2 separate regions of the Homo sapiens genome follow, and region 2 is linked to region 1. Evidence: chromatin loops called from intact Hi-C (ENCODE). Cell type or tissue: B cell. All regions are shown on one strand. Each heading gives the region's core, and the rest is flanking DNA. Links, peaks and the distances in the headings are about the cores only.

The links. A loop is a pair of places that touch in the nucleus more often than their neighbours do. Peaks named below come from ENCODE experiments on the same cell type or tissue, not always from the same donor. Only the 100,000 strongest peaks of a DNase experiment are listed, where the experiment ranks them.
Region 2: a loop joins it to region 1, with 8 times the contacts of the local background. A loop is called at or near these places in 57 of 110 quality-filtered maps.

What each region holds. Positions count from the first base shown.
Region 1 is chr7:50,407,185-50,412,562 of GRCh38, forward strand. No RefSeq gene overlaps it. Among named protein-coding and RNA genes, the nearest start is that of FIGNL1, 40 kb to the right of the region's middle. RefSeq lists enhancers at 2,652-3,152, 3,828-3,887, 4,388-4,467. In B cell, for the core only: no CTCF peak of the experiment used is centred there; DNase peaks (open chromatin) are centred at 3,097 and 4,487; H3K4me3 peaks cover 1,043 bases; H3K27ac peaks cover 5,000 bases.
Region 2 is chr7:50,145,919-50,151,296 of GRCh38, forward strand. The region is part of intron 7 of SPMIP7 (sperm microtubule inner protein 7); the gene reads left to right. Among named protein-coding and RNA genes, the nearest start is that of SPMIP7, 53 kb to the left of the region's middle. In B cell, for the core only: no CTCF peak of the experiment used is centred there; DNase peaks (open chromatin) are centred at 227, 963, 2,583 and 3,653; H3K4me3 peaks cover 297 bases; H3K27ac peaks cover 5,000 bases.

The DNA of each region.
Region 1 (5,378 bases), core at 132-5,131:
ACCCAGAGTCCAGTGCTGCAGAGGCAGGATGGGCCCAGGCCCCTCAAGCCCATTCTTCTCTTGGCTCCTGTTCCATCTCGGCAGTGCTTCCTCCAGGGAGGATGTGGGATTTGATACGTGGGAATGACAGGGTTTGGCAATCCCATAGCTTCTGAATTCCAGGGAGGGGAGGAGAAAGATGCGGGTGAAAACCTGCTTTCAGAGGGTTTTCCCTTGGCTGCCTCCTCAACCAAACTCACCCACAAATTGCATGTCAAGTTTCCCAACCTCCACCTAGGGGAGCAGGCTCTTTCACTTCAGAGAATTCAGAGGCATCTCGAGGGCATATGCCAGGGCAGGCACAGAGTGAGGAGGTGGGGTTGGGGGTTTTTGGACAGCTCTGGTCCCCTCCAGCCCCACAGAGCATGCAATGTGGCTGATGCTGCTGGAGAGCTGGTCTCTGAAAGGAGAATGCATGAATCTGAACTAGAAACAGAAGGGCAGAAGGACCAGGAAAAGAAATGAGAGCCAAACAGAGTCTGAGCAATGAAAGGATGTTTCAGAGAGCTGAAAACACAAGCTAAGCTAAGCATCAGTGGACTGGGAGAGCTCTGAAAAATATCAGGGAGCCTAGAGGTATCTAGTCAAAGATGAGTACAATTACAACCAATAAACTCAAGACCAAGGACAAGAGCAGGGACATTTCCCCCAATTAGACAGTGCCCCCTCTGTGTCCCTGCCCCCAACACACATTGACACATTTGACTTTTGACTCCATTCTGTTCTCTCTGCACTGCATCTTGTCTCTGGCTCTTCTTAATCTTAAGATCCTTCATTGGTTTGTTGAATAACTTGAGCTGCAAAGCAGAGACTGGGAAGTTGGAAATAAAGTAAATCAATATCTTCTTGATAAAAGAGACACTCCTGACATCACATAATGACTTGACCCACTCACATCACATCGCTCCTCAGCCTTCAGTGCCTGGCTATGTGCTGGGATCAAGGCTCACAGCATCACAGGGGTTGGGCGCTGTAACCACCTGCTTGTGCCATGTGTACTCCCTGTCTGTCTCTACAAGTACCATTGTCACCTCCAGTTCTGCAGATGAGGACTTCGAAGCTTGGAAAAGCTGAGTAACCTGCCTGGGGTCACACAGCTGGAAATACTAGGACCAGCACTTGTCCCTGAGCACCTGACTCCTGTGCCTGCACTCTAGAAAGCACAGGGAGAAATGACCCAGCACAAAGGTGATTACAAAACAAGGTGCAATGAAAAGCGCTCTAAAGTGCTGTAAAAGCCCAGTGGAAGGAAACATCACTTCTCACTTGAGGATTACAGAAGGCTTCCTGGAAGAGATCTTGTCTGATCCCAGCTTTTCGGAATGATTGGGATTTTGATGTTGGAAGCAGAGGATTGGGGGTGTAAGAAGGGCATTCAAGACAGAACAAATGTGAATGAAATCTGTTGTATGTCAGAACCAGAAGTCCAACAGCAATAGCCCTGTTTGTCTGGGAAAGAGTACTCAAGGGGAAAAAAATAGGAGATAAATTCAGAAATGTAGACTGAGGATAGGAGGAGTTTGAACAGGTGGATAGGGAGGCATCCAGGAGTCTTAGGAGGTGAGGGGGAGGGGGTGATGCAATGAGAACTCTGGAGACAGTGAAGGGGGCCATGCCATCCAGGCAGAAGAGAGGCTTTACCCACAGCAAGGATGCTGACACTAACCAGCAGAAGTCAGGAGAGGAGAGAAGCAGAGAAGAGAGGACTGGACTCTGCCACTAGAACGCAGGCTCCAAGAGCAGGGATTTTTTGTATTTATTTAATGCCATATCCTCAGTGTCAAAAAGAGTACCTGGAACATATTAGATGCTCAATAAATATTTGTTGCATAACATCTTTTTAAGATAATTAAATCTATTGTGCTTTGACGAGAGGTAAGGAGGTGAAACCCAGTCTCAGAGCCTATATGAGCCATTACTGAGAAAAGGGAAAATGGGCAGAGGATTGGAGGAGGGGAACTTGGCTTTGTGTAAGCATGGGTGGGACAGCCGGGTCCCCATGGATGGCCAATGCATTTGGGAGTCATGAGGCATAGGCTACTATAATGGGAGCTGTGACAGGTACATGTCGCCTCAGGAAAGAGGTGGAGGGTAGGGGATGGTTCTGGGGAGCGTGGGGAGAGGAGAAGCAGGAGGAATTAGGCAAAGGAAATAAGAGGGGCTTTTCCAGATAGGAAAACTCATTGGGGACAGCATCTCAGAATTGTTTTTTTAATTCAAAAGAAGAGGCCCACAAATAGGTTCAACAAAGCCAATGCAATAAGGAAGGGGGCAGAGATGAGACCACTGAGTCAAGTGTTTAGGATGCTGGCAATGACCTTCAAGTGGTGGGTGACAGTGGACTGCAAGGGTGGGCAGAGATGGGCTCTGGAGAGCAGCCGGCAAAGAAGACAGGACCCTGCAATGCAGCCCAGGCCTCATGGAGGCCGATGCTTTGGAAAGGCCAAGTTCTTGGCTGCACTTTTCTAAGGAGAAAGGTAAGAGCCTCATGGGGATACTCCCTTGCTTTTTCTGCTTTTTGACATGGCCAAGACAGGAACAAGGCAGACATCCCTAGAACTCTGTCTCCTGTCCACGTCTGGGATCTGGGCTTCTCAAGGCAGGCTGCATCACCTTCCAGCTCCAGGAGTGGCCCTGCAGGTCCTGGAGCAACAGCCTGGCCCCTGCCCACGCCCCCTCCTCCCTGGCCGCAGGCCCTGGGCCTGGGCTGAGCAGATGGGCCCTGGCAACTCGGTGAATCGGAACTATGGGAAGCAGATGCACCCGCCATGGGTCCCCGGGCACAACTGGAACCTGCTGGGGGAGGGAATTTGCATAATAAGGATAATTTGGTACCAAAACTGTCCCCTGAAGTGAACTGCATGGATCTCGATACAGTTAACAAATTTCACTTCTTCTTTCCCATGTTTTGTCAAACCAACTAGTTGTGACGTTGAGTGTGTGAATTGTCCCAATGTTTCTGTTTCTCTGCCCATGAGTCAGCCCTGGCTTCTCTCTCTGCTTTGCTACCCCCCTGGGCCTGAGGAGGTACCATGCACATGCATATGGGCCTCTCCTGAACAAGGCCACCCTAAGACCTCTCTCTGTGGTTGCGACCACATGTGATCCCAGGTTCCCAGAAGGCCTCAGTGGCTGCGGCCTCCTCTCCGCCACCGTCTCACGGTGCTGTTCCTCCCCAGGCACCTGCGCGAGCTTCCTCATTGTCATTCTCCCTCCAGCTTCCTGTGGGTAGAGGGTGGGCTGGGCCCCACAGTAAGGAGGGTGTGCAGTTTCAGGGTCCCTCAATTTGATTCCCCTTTCAGGGACCTCCTCCCTCTGGGCACTGCCCTGATCCCCACCCTCAGTGGGCACTGCCCCTTGCAAAATCCTCTGTAAATCCCCTCTGCCCACACCCACTTCCCACCTCTGTGAGCACCACGATTCCTTTTTTAAGTTGGTCTCTCATACCACCCCATGGGAGAATGGTTGTGTGTTTTCGTGCACTGATGGGAAATTAAAGCTGACAAGCATGGAGGCAGGGACCCCAAGAGCTGAGGGAAGCTGGTCAGCTGGTCTCCCAGGTCAGATCTCATCTTCAGGAAGGCATCCATCCTCAGTGAGATGTGACCCCAGATGATCCCCCAGCCTCCTCCCAACCTCCAAATCACACCCGATTCCCAGGTTTCCTCGCATCACAGGGCCCTGCTGGTCCTGGGAAGTCTTCCCATGCTTGGCTGCCTGCTGAGTTCTTCTGGGACAAGGCAGAACTTATTGCACCTAATTTTTGGAGCTTTCTCAAGATCTGGTCTCTGAATTCCTCAAGCCCTCATGTCAGCCGTCTTAGGGCTCTCACCCCGCAGTGTATGGGATGTCCACCTCCTCCATTGGACTGTGAGCCTGTGGAGGGCAGAGGCTGGTCTCACACATCCTGAGCCTCCAATAACAACAGAAAGAAGCTTCTGCTGGAGATTCCTTCCCAGAGCCCTGGACTCCCTGAGGTCTTATCTTGCCCCAGTCAATGACGTGGGCCTGAGGCCCATGGCTTTCCCTTTGAAGCTCTGGCCATCTTTCTACTTGCTCCACAGCCAACATCAACTGCCCTCCTCCCCTACTCCCAGAGAAAGGGCCAGACGCAATAGCGTGCTGACCCCTGGGCTTCCTGGGTGCTCCAGGAGGGTACTCTCCTCATCTTAGCATTCAGGCCCTTCTTTTGGACAAAGAACTCCTCCAGGGGACAGGCAGAGCCTCTGGCCCTGAGGTGAATTGGCTGAATCTAGAGAAGGGCTGTGGGGCAGGGAAGGCCGGAAGAGCCCCCTTTGGTCATGGAGGAGTTCAGCTGTGCAGCAGTCGGCGTGGGGGAGAGGGGATTTCCCTCAAGAAAGCTTCTGGGGCTTTTTATTTTCCAATGTAAACATGCTTTTAGTACTATGAATGTGTGTTTGTGTTAATGCTCATTCAAGTGCCGCCCTATATACATAGTTCTGTCCTGTCCCACCAGCATTGACTAGGCCTGACCTTGTCATCCCAGGACCAGGAGCCAGGGTCAGAGACTTGAGAATGTAAGGCCACCACCCTGGAGGAGCTGCGGGTGAAATGGGCAACCGTCAGGCAAGACTGTCCACAGACAAGCTCTGTGCTGCCGACACAGACACCCAGGACCCAAAGGTACACAGGACCCATGGGACCAAGTGCACCTCAGCTGAATCTTGAAAAAGAGAAGGCAGAGAGGGGACAAATTGAATTATACAAAATACTCAAAGCAAAGAAGGCAAGAAGAGTGGAAGACAAACACAAAACAAAACAAAAAGGCCCACACATAGAATAGAGAACAGTTACAAATGTAATCAACATGAATCCAAATGTACCCATAATCTCTTTAAACATCAATAGTCTAAGGACAGCAGTTGAAAGATAGAGTTTCAGTGGATCCAAAGATGTGACCCAACTAGATGTTGTCTATAAGAAATCCATTTTTCATGCCTGTAATCCCAGCACTTTGGGAGGCTGAGGCGGGTGGATCACGAGGTCAGGAGTTCAAGACCAGCCTGACCAACATGGTGAAACCCCGTCTCTACTAAAAATACAAAACTTAGCCAGACATGGTGGCACACGCCTGTAATCCCAGCTACTCAGGAGGCTGAGGCAGGAGAATCGCTTGAACCCGGGAGGTGGAGGTTGCAGTGAGCTGAGATCGCGCCACTGCACTCCAGCCTAGACGACAGAGTGAGACTCCGTCTCAAAAAAATAAAAAAAGGAAAAAATAAATCCATTTTAAGTATAAAGACACATAAGGATTAAAAGTAAAGAAATTAAGGAAAAAATACCATAGTTACACTATCAAAAGAAACCTGGAGTAGCTA
Region 2 (5,378 bases), core at 152-5,151, 260 kb before region 1:
TACTGTGCTTTTTGACCTCAATGATTGCTCTGAGGAAGCATTTGCAAATAAAGAGGAATTGTCCAACATGGACCCCCAGGCAGCCCCTGGCACATGTCTCCCATGGAAAAGGGGGCTTCCCTGTCAGTCGCTGGACTGTGTTGCAGCTTAACAAAATTTTACCACAACCCAGGTTAAAGAATAACTCTATGAATAGTAGTTCCTTAGATCAGCCCAATACTTCTGCCTTTTCAGACTACTTTCACACACTCCCTCATTTGTTTTTCAAATAGTGTGATGAGGCCAGAAATGAAGGTGCAAGTTCTATCCCCATTTTGCAGATGAGGAGGCTGAGGCCAGAGGAAATGGCATAAAGAGCCAAGATCACTCATTTCATGAGTGGTAAAAAGTCCAGAGAACTGGCCTCTTAATCCCCAGGGCAAGCTCTTGCCTTAACTCACATTAAACGTGGCTTCTGCCTTTGGCAAATAATGGGTTCTTGGAGCTTTGAGTTATACTGTTTCTACATTCCCTCCTAAATGGAAGAATTGAAGATCCCAAGAACACAGGAGGAAAGAATATACCCACCAGATGAAGAGAATAATCAATAAACCTGCAATTCCTAAAAAATATCTTGTGGCCACGACATCTTATGATATTCAGAAAAATGCAATCCAGTGATCAAAGTCATTGCAAAATGATTCCAGTTTTATTTGCATTTGTCATTGAACAATAAAATCAGACAAACCCCAACTCACAATGGACTCCTGTCTTTTCCCCTCCAGCCACATCTGCCTCACAGTTCTCTGCAGTCCTTCCCTTCTCTCAGCCCTCTGGGCTGACCCTCCTTAAAGTCCAAGCCTGGAATTTACTACTCTTCCTCCGTCTCCCACTTTCTGCTCCCCTTGCCCACCCTAACTTCCATCCATGACCTGCTGCTCCTCTCACATGGGTCTGCACCTGCTGCATGCTGGGCACTGTGCCAGGCCTTTACTTGCATCACATCGCCCCCAGCACCCTCCAAGGGAGTGCAGCTACCCTGACTGATGGCCAATTATAGGTGAGGATGCCTGAGAAAACTTCAGTTGAGGTCTAAGTTCACACAGCTGGTCAGGGCAGCCCTGGAATTAAATGTGTCTGTCTCACACCCCCCTCCCTTATGTCGCATCCATGGTCTTTGTTCACTTGGGATCTTTAAACATTTAAATGTGCATTTTTTAAATTAAAAGTATTAGTGTGAAAGCTGTTGGGAGCTAAGTCAGCTTGATGTCTGCCTAGAACTGTAGCTGATATAGAATGGCTCTAAATAAAAGACTATCACATTGATTTGAACCTGCACTTACACCCCACCCTGTATAATTGCAGCCCACTGTGAGCTAATGAGGCTCTCCTGGCTGGGCTGGGAGTAATGCCAATGGTCCTTCCTATTCAGTTCAGTTGCACTGAGGTCCAGTTCTACCACTTGCCAGCTTGGTTGGTGCTGGCCATGATACTTAGACTTTCTCTGTGTCAGTTTCTCCATCTATAAAATGGACATGATCATAGGACCTATGACACAAGATTGTTGTGAGAATTAAACAGTCAATTTACATCAAGCATTTAAAAGGGTGCCTGGAATATAGAACATACTCAATGACTATTAGTCATGTTTACAGTGTAGAGTGAGAATTTCTATGCATGCCTAAATTTTATGCACATATACAATACATATATTCTACGTATAACATGGTTTTCTCCACATTTTTCCTCTCATATTTAACTTATATACCATCTGTGCTCCCTTCTTCTGAGTTACTAAACTTCTTGATTTTCTTAAATTACTTAATTTCTATTTTATCATGTTTGGTTGAGAACCAATTCATTGTAGACTTGGGCAATAATATATTCAAATTTATCAATTAGTGAACAAAATCCTGGCTTATTTGGAACTAGGGAGTACAAAATAAGGTATTTAAAGGACTAGAAGCTGTGGAGCAAAGGCAAAAATGAAGACTTCTTATTTTTAAGTGGGTCTCTGCGTCTCTCTACTTTCCTCAAATGGGGAGTGGAATTCTTTGAACATGCGACTAACCTGGAAATCCATTTCCCGGCTTGTATGTTTCAGTATCTTTAATAGCTTTGTTCCCTCCAGCTGAAAAATAATATCTCCTATCAGCAGCAGTCTAAAGTGTTCCCCAGAGAGTATTCTCCTCTTAATATAAGGTCGCTGTGTTGCACTTAAGATGGCAAAATTCCCCTTGTTATGGCCATATGTGCCAGGGTTAAATGGAGTAGATTTAGAAGCAGTGTGGGTGAGGACTTTCGTTTTCAAATATTTGGCAATTTATTATGCAACTGAATTCATTCCCAAGACTGAGCAGCTAATCAGTCTAATCTTCCATGAAATGTTATTATTAAATATGATGTAATCTAATAGCATTAAGACAATGTAACATATGATACCATTTAGCATCAATAACATGCATGCCACAGAGGCACAGAGGCTGTGCAATGTTTTTTATCAAGCCTTTCATGTGATTGACAGATGGCCTGCGTCCATCCCTCTGACTTCTTAACTGCTCTGATGGCAGGATATGACTTTAGAGGCATTTTAATTCTGCAGGTGTTTTCAAAGGCAGTGGAAAAAACCTTTCACACAGATGGAGGGGATTTCCTTTGTAACATGCATGGAAGCTTTAATGAATGGTTGGGGGAGAGACACACGCATGAATAACTTTGCCTCATTCTGGGTTACCTCTCTAACTTACAGCTGCACTTTTCCAACAAAATTCCAAAAAATCCTGCAGGGCACTGCCTAGAATTCAGCAGCTTCAGTTCACTCACCTAGGTCCCTCCAGCAAGCTTGACAATGTGGCTGTAAAACAGAGGCTCCTGAACTTAGCAGCACAGGAGAATCATCTGGAGAGCTGTCAAAAGTCCCAGTGCTCAGGCTACACCACTTACTAGTTACATTAAAATATGGGGCTGGGCCGGGCACGGTGGCTCACGTCTGTAATCCCAGCACTTTGGGAGGCCGAGGCGGGTGGATCACAAGGTCAGGAGTTCAAGACCAGCCTGACCAACAGGGTGAAACCCCGACTCTACTAAAAATACAAAAGTTAGCTGGGCATGGTGGTGCACACCTGTAATAGCAGCTACTCAGGAGGCTGAGGCAGGAGAACCACTTGAACCCAGGAGGTGGAAGTTGCAGTGAGCCGAGATTGTGCCACTGTACTCCAGCCTGGGCAATACAGCGAGATTCCATCTAAAAAAAAAAAAAATGTGGGAGTGGGAGCCAGGCATTGGTACCTTTCAAGATGCCTCTGAGATGTCAGTGTGCAGCACCATTGGGAACCTCTGTCTTAGCATCTTTTCAGCTGTCTGTACTGGATAAACTTTGCAATCCCCATGTGCATGGCCCTTATTTTGTAAATGTTTTATTTCTTTAAATTACTGTATTTCAACTGAAATTAGTTTAGCATCTATTAAGTGCTAACAATTTGCTAGCTGTTTTCATATTCATTGAAGTCTCCTCTAATCCCCAGAGTGCCCCTAAGAGGTTAGTGTTGTCCTCTTCATGCTGCAGTTGACCGAGCTGAAGCCCAGAGAGCTTTCTTCACTGGAGTAAAACCTCACAGTTGGTTAAGGGGCAGAGTCAGGCTTGCCACAGAAGCCTGCTTCTCGATGCAGTGGGCTGCCCCCACTCTTTAGCTGCCTTATTTTCCTAGTCTCACAAAATCTGTTATTTTGTACTGTTTATTCTGCTGTTGCCATAGATGTAATTTCCCTTCACTTTGTTAGTCTCTGGGTGTCCTTGATTATATCACCTGCAAGCCAATAAGTCATCACCAACAGAGTCATAAATTACACAGCTGGAAGAGAATTAGGAGATTTATTAGTGCAATTCCCTGCCTGATATGTATTTTCCCCCTAACATTCTGATACTTGCACATAATCAATGTGGGAAGGACACCAAGAAATTGCAGTGTGAATCCTTCTCGTTTCCACTTCTCCCTCACCCAAGTCCTTCCGGTTGGTATCACTACCCGGGGTCAGGCTGAGGCTAGAAGGCTCCAAAAGACTATGTCCAGTCCAGATCCCAGAGATGACATGGGGAACCGGGGACTGAATCTTCCTCCCAACCCTTAAGCACACACCCCTTTCACTAACCTCTCTTCTGCCTGCCTTGTCACCTGATACTTTCAGGAGCAACTCCTATAAGCTCCAAATTTTGAAAATTACTCCTAAGATAAGTGGTTCCTGGAGAAGGCTTTGTGTGGCTTACTGGTCGTGTGGGAAGGTCATGGATATAACCAAGGCAGCCATTGAAGAACCATTCCTCCACCACCCACAGAGGTTTGCTTGTTGCTACTGTGTTGCATTTTGTCTGGGCACCAATTTTGAATAGGGAACCATGCCACAAGGATGTCCTGCTCTCAGAGAAAGGTCCAAGGATGGCAAGTGAAAGCCACTGAGATGAATGAAATTTGCAATCTGCCCACTGGCCCTTTCCTCCCTGGGGGCAAGTTCATGATGGTGGCCTTTCTTATTCCTCCCTGAGGCCAGCACAGTAAGCTGAGGCCATGGCGTTGATACGACTCTGCAAAGATGGTAGGCTATTACACAGAGCCTCATGATCTGTAAATGTTGTGTTCTTGGACTTTGAAATACAATTTAAATCTTATTTTCCTCAACTCCTTGCAGCACACAGGATGGAGCTTCATGCTGGGCCTGTCCCATAAGCCTTACCCACCTCCTAGGAAATAATCTGTGTAAACCAACTTGTGTGCTATCATGGCAAGAATATTCATTATTCTTCACATTCCTTCCTCTGAACTACCTACTTAAGCCTTTCTCTTGAATGCTCGTTTGCCTTTTCTGGAGAGAGAGAGCTTTTATACACACTGAAGAACGGCTTCTTCACTCTTGTGTTTTCCTTTTATCTCCCACTGTCCCTGGTGGAGAAAAGAACAGGGAAGCAGAAGAGTCAGTGGAATTCAAACTAAACTGTTTAAATTCAAATTCTAAACAGACTGTTGTAGAATTAATGCTGGTGTACGTTTGTTTCCAATGGGCAATTTTAGGAAATCATCTGAAATTTACAATGCAGTACATTAATGGTGATAAGAAAGATATCTGATAAAAGTAACAATGCTATAAATGTAAGAGTGTATATTCATTAATATTAGAGTCTGCATTACAGAAATATGTGTGGGATACAGGTCTGCCACTCTGTCAAGACCTGGTATCTTCCTTCATTATGAAACAGAGCTCAGCAGTGAGTCATGTTTGTAAAAGACATGGAAATTTAAAATAGCAGAAAAACATGAACTTGAAATAAATTTTATCGACCCCAGCATAGGGCTGTTATCTAAGTACCTGTGCATCAGCACGCCCCAGGCCTGCACTGTTTCCTTTTT